2 separate regions of the Homo sapiens genome follow, and region 2 is linked to region 1. A link is an interaction called in ENCODE POLR2A ChIA-PET data of the cell type or tissue named here. Cell type or tissue: B cell. All regions are shown on one strand. Each heading gives the region's core, and the rest is flanking DNA. Links, peaks and the distances in the headings are about the cores only. Region 1 has its middle 8.4 kb from the start of TTC1. Region 2 holds the start of LOC105377683 (a long non-coding RNA gene).

What was found. ChIA-PET counts read pairs that join two places held together with the same protein. Peaks named below come from ENCODE experiments on the same cell type or tissue, not always from the same donor. Only the 100,000 strongest peaks of a DNase experiment are listed, where the experiment ranks them.
Region 2: POLR2A ChIA-PET joins it to region 1 with 6 read pairs; 3 of 35 experiments call an interaction of 5 or more read pairs at or near these places.

The regions. Positions count from the first base shown.
Region 1 is chr5:159,998,063-160,003,444 of GRCh38, reverse strand. No RefSeq gene overlaps it. Among named protein-coding and RNA genes, the nearest start is that of TTC1, 8.4 kb to the left of the region's middle. RefSeq lists a silencer at 2,232-2,432. In B cell, for the core only: no CTCF peak of the experiment used is centred there; no DNase peak of the experiment used is centred there; H3K27me3 peaks cover 498 bases.
Region 2 is chr5:159,308,524-159,313,905 of GRCh38, reverse strand. It overlaps LOC105377683 (a long non-coding RNA gene), which reads right to left and starts at 3,084. Exons shown (of 3, transcript XR_941138.3): 1 at 2,892-3,084; 2 at 2,492-2,698. In B cell, for the core only: no CTCF peak of the experiment used is centred there; a DNase peak (open chromatin) is centred at 3,185; H3K4me3 peaks cover 1,120 bases; H3K27me3 peaks cover 394 bases.

The sequences.
Region 1 (5,382 bases), core at 295-5,294:
CCTGTAATCGCAGCACCTTGGGAGGCTCAGGCAGGAGGAGTGTTTGAGGCCAGGAGTTCGAGACCAGCCGGGGCAGCATAGTAAGACCTTATTTCTAAAAATAAAAAATAGCCAGGTGCCATTGCACGCACCTGTCATCCCAGCTACTCGGAAGGCTGAGTGAGGAGGATTCCTTTACCCCAGGAGGTCAAGGCTGCAGTGGGCCACATGATCACACCACAGCACTCCAGCCAGACCCTGTCTCAGAGATTTAAAAAAAAAAAAAGGAAAAGAAAATATGAACCTTGTACAATTCTTTTATTGACTTCCCACCCTGATTAGAATAAAATCTAAAATCCTTACCATTATGCATAAAGCCCATGTGATCGGGCCTCTGCCTCCCTCTCTGACCTCATCTCGTACCACCTTCCCTCTTGATACTATACTACTCTCTGTTCCTAAAACAACATTTTTTTTTTTTGAGATGGAGTCTTGCTCTGTCGCCCAGGCTGGAGTGTAGTGGTGCAGTCTTGGCTCACTGCAACCTCCCAGGTTCAAGCGATTCTCCCACCTCAGCTTCCCAAGTAGCTGGGATTACAGACGCACACCACCATACCCGGCTAATTTTTGTACTTTTTTTTTTTTTTTTAGTAGAGACGAGGTTTCACCGTGTTGGCCAGGCTGGTCTTGAACTCCTGACCTCAAGTGATCTGCCCGCCTCAGCCTCCCAAAGTCTTGGTGTTACAGGCGTGAGCCACCACGCCCGGCCCTAAAACAACACCTCTTTTCCCATCGCCACACCTCTGTGCTCCATGTTCCTGTGGCTTGATACCATTAACAGCTCTTCCCATGGTTATTGCTCATTCTCACACTTCAGGTCTTCAATGTCACTTAAGTAGCTCACTCTATTACATCACCCTCTATATCCCCTCCGTATCGTTTATCACCATCTGTAATAATCTTATTTACTTGATTATTATAGTGCCTTCTATTAGATGGTAAGATCCACAAGGATAAGGATCTTGTCTGTATTATTTGCTGTGAAATTTATAGCTTTTCACAGTGTCTGGCACACAATAGGCACTCAAATATTTGTTATGCAGGTGGATGAAATTGGTAAGTACTGTTATTGCAAATGATAAGACTGAGAGGCTCAGAGAGGTTAAAAGTTTTTCCCAAGGTCACACAGTTAGTAGAATGGATCAGGGACTTAAAACCCAGTCTAACCACAAAGTCTATATTCTTCTAAAGAACAAAAGTGCTGGGCAGATTTAGTAACCTTAACTGCAAAGAGGAGAAGTGACTTGAAGGTGATTTATATCTATAAAAAAAAAATGTGGATATATATTTGGCAGGAAAACTCAGCCGTTTCTCAGTGTCAGGCAAATGGCTCAGAGCCTGGTTAAAGATTAGGCTTTTAATGCTGGTGTTGGATGGGTGGAGGGACCAAGACTGACACAGTCTTCGAAAGAGTTATCCAGAGGCTGCCCAGGCAAGCATTCTGCTCCCACTCACTTGAGTGCTCATTCCCCTTTTGCCCTCCACCTTGGTCTTCTGGACAAAGATAATTCACTGCCTCAACCATAATGGAATGGCTGACCTGGCTGACCTAGCATATTCCCCTCACTGCACCCCCCCACCCTCGCACTCATCAGCTGGACCCAAACAGTTTATTCTGAGTTGTGAAACTTACTTCCAACCCTCACTTTATTATATGAAATGTCAATGTTGGTTTTAAAGCATAAAGCATTGTGTCCCATGATATACAAACCATTGCAAGTTTAGGCAGGTGGCCAATTTTGGTCCAGCTGGTGGCAAGGGCAGGTGTCGGAAGGAAGGGGACATTTGCTGAGTGCTGACTGGGTGCCAAGCACCGCACAGAACACCTTCAGCTGTCATTTAGACTCATTTTGAAGGGGAAGGAAATATTTTCACTCCAGAAAGGAGACAGATTTCTTTGTCATCCTCTGTTCAGGTCAAAGCAGAGATAGTGGGTTTTTGGGGAGCTGACTAAACTACAAATTCCTCAGCAACAAGCTCACTCTGGGGATTGAGATCTCAGCTTGGAAGTTCCCACTCTGGGGGCTCACATTTTAAAGAGGATGACTCTACCCTCCACCACTCCAGTTATCCACAACTGCTCAAACGCCGTTGTCACACAAAAGCAGCCATGCACACCACATAAATGAACAAGAATGCCTGTGTTCCAATAAAACTTTATTTATAAAAGCAGGCATCAGGGGGGACTTGGCCTGTGGTCTGTAATGTGCTGACTCCTGTTTTAGAGATGAACTGTGATATCAGACTGGCCAAGACTGAATCCCAGCTCTGCTCCAACAAGTCCTATCACCTTGGACGAGCTCCTTAACTTAAGTAAGCTTCAGATTCCCTATTCGTAACATGGAGACAATGACAGTATTTTCATCCCAGGGCTACTGGGATGCATAAGAGAATTAACATATGTAGAATACTCAGAGCCTGTCTTTTAAAAAGTAACAGCTGGGTGTGGTGGCACATGCCTGTAATCCCAGCTACTCAGGAGGCTGAGGCGGGAGGATCACTTGAACCCAGGAGTTCAAGGCTGCAGTGAGCCATGATTGAGCCACTGCACTCCAGCCTGGACAACAGAGTAAGACCCTGTGTAAGGAAAATGAAAATAAGTGATCCACATGCCTCAGCCTCCCAAAGTGCTGGGATTACAGGTGTGAGCCACTTCCCCCAGCATAATCAGTTGATTTTTTAAAAAATACATATAAAAGTGGACTTTTCAGGACGGGATGGTGGCTCGTGCCTGTAATCCCAGCACTTTGGGAGGCCGATGCGGGCAAATCACTTGAGGCCAGGAATTTGAGACCAGCCTGGCCAACATGGTAAAATCCCATCTCCACTAAAAATATGAAAATTAGCTGGGTGTGTTGGCAGGCGTATGTAATCTCAGCTACTCGGGAGGCTGAGGCAAGAGACTTGCTTCAACCTGGGAAGTGGAGGTTTCAGTGAGCCAAGATTGCACCATTGCAGTCCAGCCTGGGTGACAGAGAGACGCTCTGTCTCAAAAAAAAAAAAAAAAAAAAAATGGGCTTTTCTTTTTTCTTTTTTAGTAGCATAGAAATTTCCTCAAGCCTGACTTTTAGCGGCATTATTTATATGACTCAAACCCCAACATCATCCTGAAATTCTCTTGAAGCGAGAAAAAAAAAAAGAATAGCTTCCAGTGTGCAAATCAAACATCCTCCCCAACATAAATATCTCAGACTATTTCCATAAATATTTGGAGAAACTGATCAAAATAGTAGCTTGTTTAGGAACTATCTTGCTTGTCCATGTAGACTACTTCACTCACAGTACCCTGTGTCTTTTAGTTAAAGACTATGAAAGCATTCAGCAGTACTTCAAACATAATTTGAAGTACTTTCTTAAACATAATTTAACAAATAAGATATTCATAGCCTGGGCATGGTGGCTCGTCCCTCTAATCCCAGCAGTTTTGGAGGCTGAGGTGGGAGGATCACTTGAGGCCAGGAGTTCAAGACAAGCCTGGGCAACATAGACCCCATCTTTACAAAAAATGAAAAATTGGCCAAGTGTGGAGGCATGTGCCTGGAGTCCCAGTTACTTGGGTGGCTGAGGTGGGTGGATCACTTGAGCCCAGGAGATTGAAGTTGCAGTGAGCTTTTGATGTGGTTTGGATCTGTGTCCCCACCTAAATCTCGTGTTGAAGTGTAATCTCCAGTGCTGGTGGTGGGTCCTGATAGGAGGTGATTGGATCATGGGGTCAGTTTCTCATGGTTTAACACCATCTCCCCTTGGTGTTGTGGTCACAATAGTAAGTTCTCGTGAGATCTGCTTCTTTAAAAGTGTGTGGCATACCCACGTTTTTTTTTTTTAATGGCAAATCCACACTGTCAGATAAGGCCCATGGCCTTTCTAGTGTTTTCCTGCACTGTCCTTAAAATGTGACCATAATGTCCCTCTTTCAGGCAGGAAGAAATGTGACAAAGATAAAAGGCATATACAGGGCCAGGTGTGGTGACTCACACCTGTAATCCCAACCACTCAGGAGACCAGGGTGGGAGGGTTGCTTGAGCCTAGGAGTTTGAGACCAGCCTGGGCAACATAGCAAGATCCCCTGCTACAAAGGTAGAGGGTGTAAGGTATTTCTTTATAGCAGTACAAGAACGGATTAATACAGCTGTGTTCACACCACTGTACCCCAGCCTGGGTGACAGAGTAAGACTCTGTCCTAAAAACAAACAAACAAACAAACAAAATATATTTGTAGATCTTTACTTGGCTATTTGAAACATTAATTATGGCTACCTAAGCTGACTTTTAGATGAATATTTAATAAGTATTCACAGATATCCAAAGACACAGATTATGAACAAGACAAACCAACCTTCCTTATTTTTCTGTCCTTTGTCCATTTATCCCGGTTTAGAAGTTGTAGACAAAATGAACTGTGTTTGATCTATAACTTAAAATCACAGTACATTGACTCAAGCTTTTCAAAGAGCCTAAGATAATTGGAGCTACAAGACCCATTGGCGAAATCTCATTTTATCTTCTATTTTCGTAAGTAGTTCCATCCAAGTGCACTTAAGATGCAGTTCCCCCTTTATTATTGAATTTTATATGAATTCAGCCCTAAACTGGCACTAAAAAGATAATATATGGTTGTAGCAGGACACTTACATGGAAGTGACAGAAAAACATCAGCGTCTCTGGGAAATAGGTCTCAAGTTGAAGAATATAGTAAGACTCAACATTCACTCAGCACTACAGAAGCCGATCCTGTGTAATTGAAAATGCGTAAGCTCTGCATTCGTGTGTGCTTACATGAAGATTACTTTGGTTCCCCTAACAGCTCTGAGCTAGACAAAGCAAGTATTACTTCCATTTTACCGAAGAGAAACTGAGGAAATTGAGAGCTGAAAGGACTTGATCAGGAAGACCACGATAGCTTATGACAGAGTTATATTTATAGCCGGAGGGACAAAGAGATCTCTGTCCAGTTCTTCATCTCATTTGTTCTATGAACTCCTTTGGTGGGCTGCTGAAGCCTCTGGATCGCTTCTCAGAGAAATTTTTTTAAATGCATAAAACAAAATATACTGGAATATGAAGGAAATAAATTATATTGAAATACAGTTCCTATAATACTAACAATAAAATTAGCAAGATATATATATCTACGTATCTACATATTCTGTTTGTCTACACACACACTCCTTTTTATTAACACATTAAGTATAGCAGGTGTAATAACTACCACAATTTTGAAGTAGTGATGAGTATATTCAATATTTCAAGTCATCTGAAACAACTGTAATATGCTATGAAATATCTGATATTCTTTTGGTGATAAAGTCAAAAGCTCTGCTAATATTACTATGTTCTATTGGC
Region 2 (5,382 bases), core at 89-5,088, 690 kb after region 1:
GTCATTCTTTGCCAACCTTTGGAGCATATGGTCCCGTGTTATAAGCCCACACTTGACAGCATATGGTTGTTAATAACAAGTGTTTGTCCCCCTACAGGGTCTTTCATCTGCAGTTACCAAAGTACTTAACGGACATTTAATGAACAACACTAACCAGATTTTTAAAAAATAAATAACTAATCACATTTCATAAGCACTGAGAACTGGGACCTTTCCCCAAATTTCTGGCCAGCCTGGGGCAGAGGTGAGATGTTCTGGCTCCCACCATGCCCAGTGCTTTTGCGACATGACCTCTTAGCATTCGATTAATTTCAGTGCATGCAATGCAGAGTTTTTCTTCTTTAAAGATAGTCTCCAGGACTGTCCTTTTTATTGTAAATCTAGCCACTACAAAATGTACTAAATGTCTAAGCCAAAGATCTTAGGACTGGGAATCAGAGGAGCAGACTCCAGTCCCAACTATGGTTACATAACAGACTTGTGACCTTGAGCAGGGTGTTGGAAACAGCCTGCTGGTTTTCCAATCAATACTCATTCCCAACTGTTTTCTCCCCGATGCCCTCTTCAGCTCTAAATGTTGGTAAGTTTAGCGACCACTTTTTCAGCCACCTTTGTTGCCCAGCAAAGCCAAAACACTGAGTTCTGGCCAATGAGATATAAGAAAATTCTGCTGGGAGGGTTGCTGAGAAGCTTTGGCTTTTCTGATGAAAGACAGAGCCATGTCTAGCATCACCCTTTCCTTCCATCCTCCTCTCTTGAGCAGAAAAAAATCTCGAGAAGCTTCAGAGGACACCTTGTGCCCAGTATGAAAGCCATCATGCAAAAACTCAAGCTAGAGACTTCAGGCTAGGCGCTGTGGCTCATGCCTGTAATCCCAGCACTTTGGGAGACTGAGGTGGGCAGATCACCTAAGGTCAGGAGTTCAAGACCAGCCTGGTCAACATGGTGAAACCCCGTCTCTACCAAAAAAGTACAAACATTAGCTGGGCATGGTGGTACACTCCTATAATCCCAGCTACTTGGGAGGCTGAGGCAGGAGAATCACTTGAACTTAGGAGGCAGAGTTTGCAGTAAGCAGAGATCACACAATTGCACTCCAGCCTGGGCAACAGAGTGAGACTTTGTCTCAAAAAAAAAAAAAAGAAAGAAAAAGAAAAAGAAAAGAAAAGAAAAAAGCCAGACTCCAGATCCTCATGGCATCATGGAGCAGCTGAACCAACCACTGTATCTACCTACCCCAGATTTCTTGACATGTGAGAGAGACAGATCCATATTTGTTTCTTTTTTTTATTGTGGTGAAATATTCATAACATAAAATGTAACATTTTAACCATTTTCAGGTGTACAGTTCAGTGGCATTAAATACATTCATATTGTTGTGCAACCATCACTCCACCCATCACCAGAACTATTTAATCAGACCCCCATCTATGAGAGGCTGCTGGCCAAGTCAGAAAAAGGACCCATGCCAGCACAGGAAGAAACCTGGGGTTTGGTGTCAGAAAACCTGGTTCTGCCCCTCACAGCTGGCATGGGCCTGGTGAAGACACGGAGTACTCGATTTCCAGAGACATCAGGTGGGGCTTTGGTGATACCCTGCTTCGCTGACCTCTGTGAGGTGTAAAACAAGTGAGGACATAAACCTGCAGGCCCCCTCCTGAAATCTTCAAGTGTCATACCCTTAGGAGTCCGTCTCCCCACTCCCATGTTCAAGAAGAAAGTGAGAAAACTAAGCACCAAAGGCAGCCATAGAAGCTGCCTCACGAGGTCCCTAACAACCCTGTGCAGGAGGAATTCTCATCCCATTATTACAGATAAGGAAACTATGGCCAAGGTCCCTGTTCCAAGGGCAGCCTGAGCATCAGCAGGACTCACCTGAAGGCGGGGAGAGATTGGGGATCCCACAGGAAAGCACCTCTACTGTCCTTTCATTCAGTATTTTTGGAGTCCCTGGTACCGTCTCTGTCCTTGGCACCATCCTCAACTTTTTGGATACAGGGGTGAGTGAGCCCCTGCCTTCCCATGGTTTCTCATCTCCAGAGGACCAAATGCTTGGAATTCTAAGCACTGGAGGCCACTTCCTAAGGATCAAGGGCACTATTGCATGAAATAAATAATTGGTTTAATGTGATGGTCACCGTGCCTGGCTCACAGGAAGCACTCAGTGAATGGCAGCTATGTCCACTGACTAGCTGTGATCTTGAACAAGTTATTTAACATCTTCGAGCCTCAGTTTTCTCATCCTTCAAATGGAATGATAGTACCTACCTCATAGTGTGGTTGTGAGGATCAAATGAAATAATGTTCAAAAATTGCTTTAAAATGTACCTGATCCAATAAGTAAAAGCTTACTGTAAAGTAAAATGTACCTGATCTAATAACTAAAAGCTTATTGTTATTAGTTTTATTGTGCTATTTAGAACCTGAAAGAAGCATAATTCTGGACCCTGTGCTTCTTGCAAGGTTTAGGGGATGAAGGGGTGGTTTTTACCTGGCCTTGGTGTCTCTGAGAACCGGGTTGGCATGGAGGAATCATTAATCAGCCAGTGGGGATGAGAAAGCTGGTCCAGTCTGTTAGCATATTTAAAAGCCTCTCCGGTGTAAAATCCCTTTCTTGTAAATAAAATCGCCAAAACGTCCCCACATGGGGGTATCAAGATGCCGTGAACCCCGTTCTTGCTTTCAGGGCTTGTACAGCCTGGTGAGAAACAGAAAAGGGAAATGGTGGTGAATATAATAAAATATAACCTGGCTACTAGCTGAGTTAAAGGTATGTGCACCATAAATATTTATTTTTACAAAGGTTTCCATCTCCCGGGAGGAGCCCTTTCATTCCCTTTCACCTTCTCTGGATGTAATGAATTTGGCATAATCCTACCAATTCACCTTACCTATAAATCAGACTTTAATCATCTCCGTTTCATTTCAGTGTAGTCCTTCTTCTAGGGCGGCGTTTGGGAGCAAAATATATCTGGACAAGACTTTCTCCAGAGGGTCATATTATACCAAGGAAATGAATTCCCTGTCTCAAGCTCATAAACCGCAAAAATAAAGCCAGCATTCTGGCTGAAGGCGGAGGAAACCAGACGCGCACACAGAAAACCCTCCTTCTGCGGGAAGCGCTGGGCGGAGCTGATTTGCATTTACCTTCACGCAGGCCTGGGTTCCGCAGGAGGCCTAGAGCGTTCCGGCAGCGCGCCCGCCCGCCCGCCGCGGTCGTGCGCAGCCACTCAACCCGGTGGATGCTAGCGTGTGACGGGCTGCAGGGCCCTGCCGCTGCTCACTAAGCTCCCCCGTCTCCTTTCATAAGGAGCACCATCCCTTCACTTCTATCCATCAGGCTGCTTGCAAAAGGAGCTAACCCGGGCATGTGGGATTCCAAGGAACTGAACATTCCGCCAGTGGCTCTGGGGTTTGGTGAAGAGGGAAAGTCGAGGGACAAATCTTGGGTAAGCCACAGTGTTCGGTGAGCTTCCTCCTTCCCACGACCAACATACAGATAGGTGTAATGAAGTTAAAATGCCAGCAAGAGAAACAACACCTGGAAGGAGTCCAGAGCACAGGGGTGCGCACTTGATCCTGAAGCAAGGCTCACACCTGGGCTCACCACTTACCAGCTTTTTGCTCTTAGGCAATTCCTTATCTCTTTGTGTGTGTGTCCTCACCTCTAAAACAAGTATGCTAATAGTGCCACCATCTACTGGGTGCTGTGGGGGTTAAATGAGTCAAGGCTCACAGGACCCAGTGCTCCATCGCCCAGGCTGGAGTGCAGTGGCACAATCAAAGCTCACGGCAGCTTCTAACCTGCAGCCTCAAACTCCTGGGCTCAAGCGATTCTCCCGCCTCACCCTCCCGCGATTGTTTTTCTCAGAGCAGGCCAACAAGGAGAGGCAATCCTAAAGCCCACTTCTTTTTCCCTCCCCATGAATATGAAGGTTGACTTTGGACATGTACAGAAGCCTTCCAGTCCTAACTCAGAAAGCTATGTCCTTCCAGCCACCAGCCCTTTGCTGGGCATACAGCCAGCACACAGCAGTGACATCTCCCTGGAATCACAGCACTCAGAGCAATGCCCTATTTCAGCAAATTATTGCATGGGTTTCTGCTCAACCTTGTAGAACATCCTCCAGCCATGGCTTGTCCATTTCCCTGAAACTCCTCTTTATTGAGTGTTTGGGGTGTTTAAGGGTTAACCAGCCCAATGGTCCCCCAACTTGTTTGAGCCAGGGTCCCTTTGTTCAAATGGAAATCTTAAATGCAATTCCAAGATACACAGGAATTGGGGAGTATGGTGGCCAAAGGGGCTTTAGTTGCATCTGCAACGTTCTAATTTCTTACAAGGAAAATATATATTTTTTGCATAATTAAAAGTTAGTTTTTTATGAAGTCCTATATATAAAGTAGGCAAAAGCAGAGCTGCTCTGGCTGGAGCCTCACACCCACTCATTCCCTGTCCCCTATTCACCACTGAGAGCCCTAAGGCCTCTTCTCAACACTCCTAAATTCTGCAGAACACAGTTTTATAGATGACAAAACAGAAGGACAGAGTTTGGTGCCGTGCCCAAACACCAGGATTAATGCCAGGGCTCAAACTTGAGCCTGGGTCTCCTGACTCCCATTTTGGCAGTTCCTGTTCAAATTCCCAGAAGATTGCCAACTAAAGATACTTTCTTTTCAACTTTTCATTCTGAATTAATTTCAGAATTAGAAAAATATGGCCAAAATAGTTCACAGAAGTCCCATATTACTATCACCGGGTTTCTCTAATGTTAACATAAACTTGGTATAGTTATCCAAAACAGTAAAATTAACATTGATCAATACTACTACCTAATAGATAGACCTTATTCAAATTTTGCTAATTTTTCCACCAATGTGCTTTTCCTCGTCCAGGATACAATCTAAGACACAACACTGAATTTAGTTTCATGCCCTATAATCACCTCAAGTCTGGGAAGGTTCCTTGGTCTTCCTTAACCACGCATTACCTTGACACATTTGAAGAGCTAGGAGCAGTTATTTTGTAAAATGTCCCTCAAGTGACATTTGTCTCATGTTTCTTCATGATTAAATTTGGGTTCTACATTTTTGTCAAGCATCCTACAGCAGTAATACTGTGCCCTTCTCAGTGAATCTCATCAGGAGGGGCATGAAATCAATGTCTCTCAGTACTGGTGAAATTAACTTTGATCACTTTGTTTAGGTTGTGTCTGTCCACCAGTGTTCTCCCCTGTAGTACTCTTTTTTTCTTTTGGAATTAATATATCTTGTGGAGAGACCCTTTAAGACTATGTTAGTACCCTTTTTCTCATCATACTTCTACCAACAGATTTTGTCATACGTAGATGATACTTGCTTGCAAGCAACAGTAATTTCGCCTAA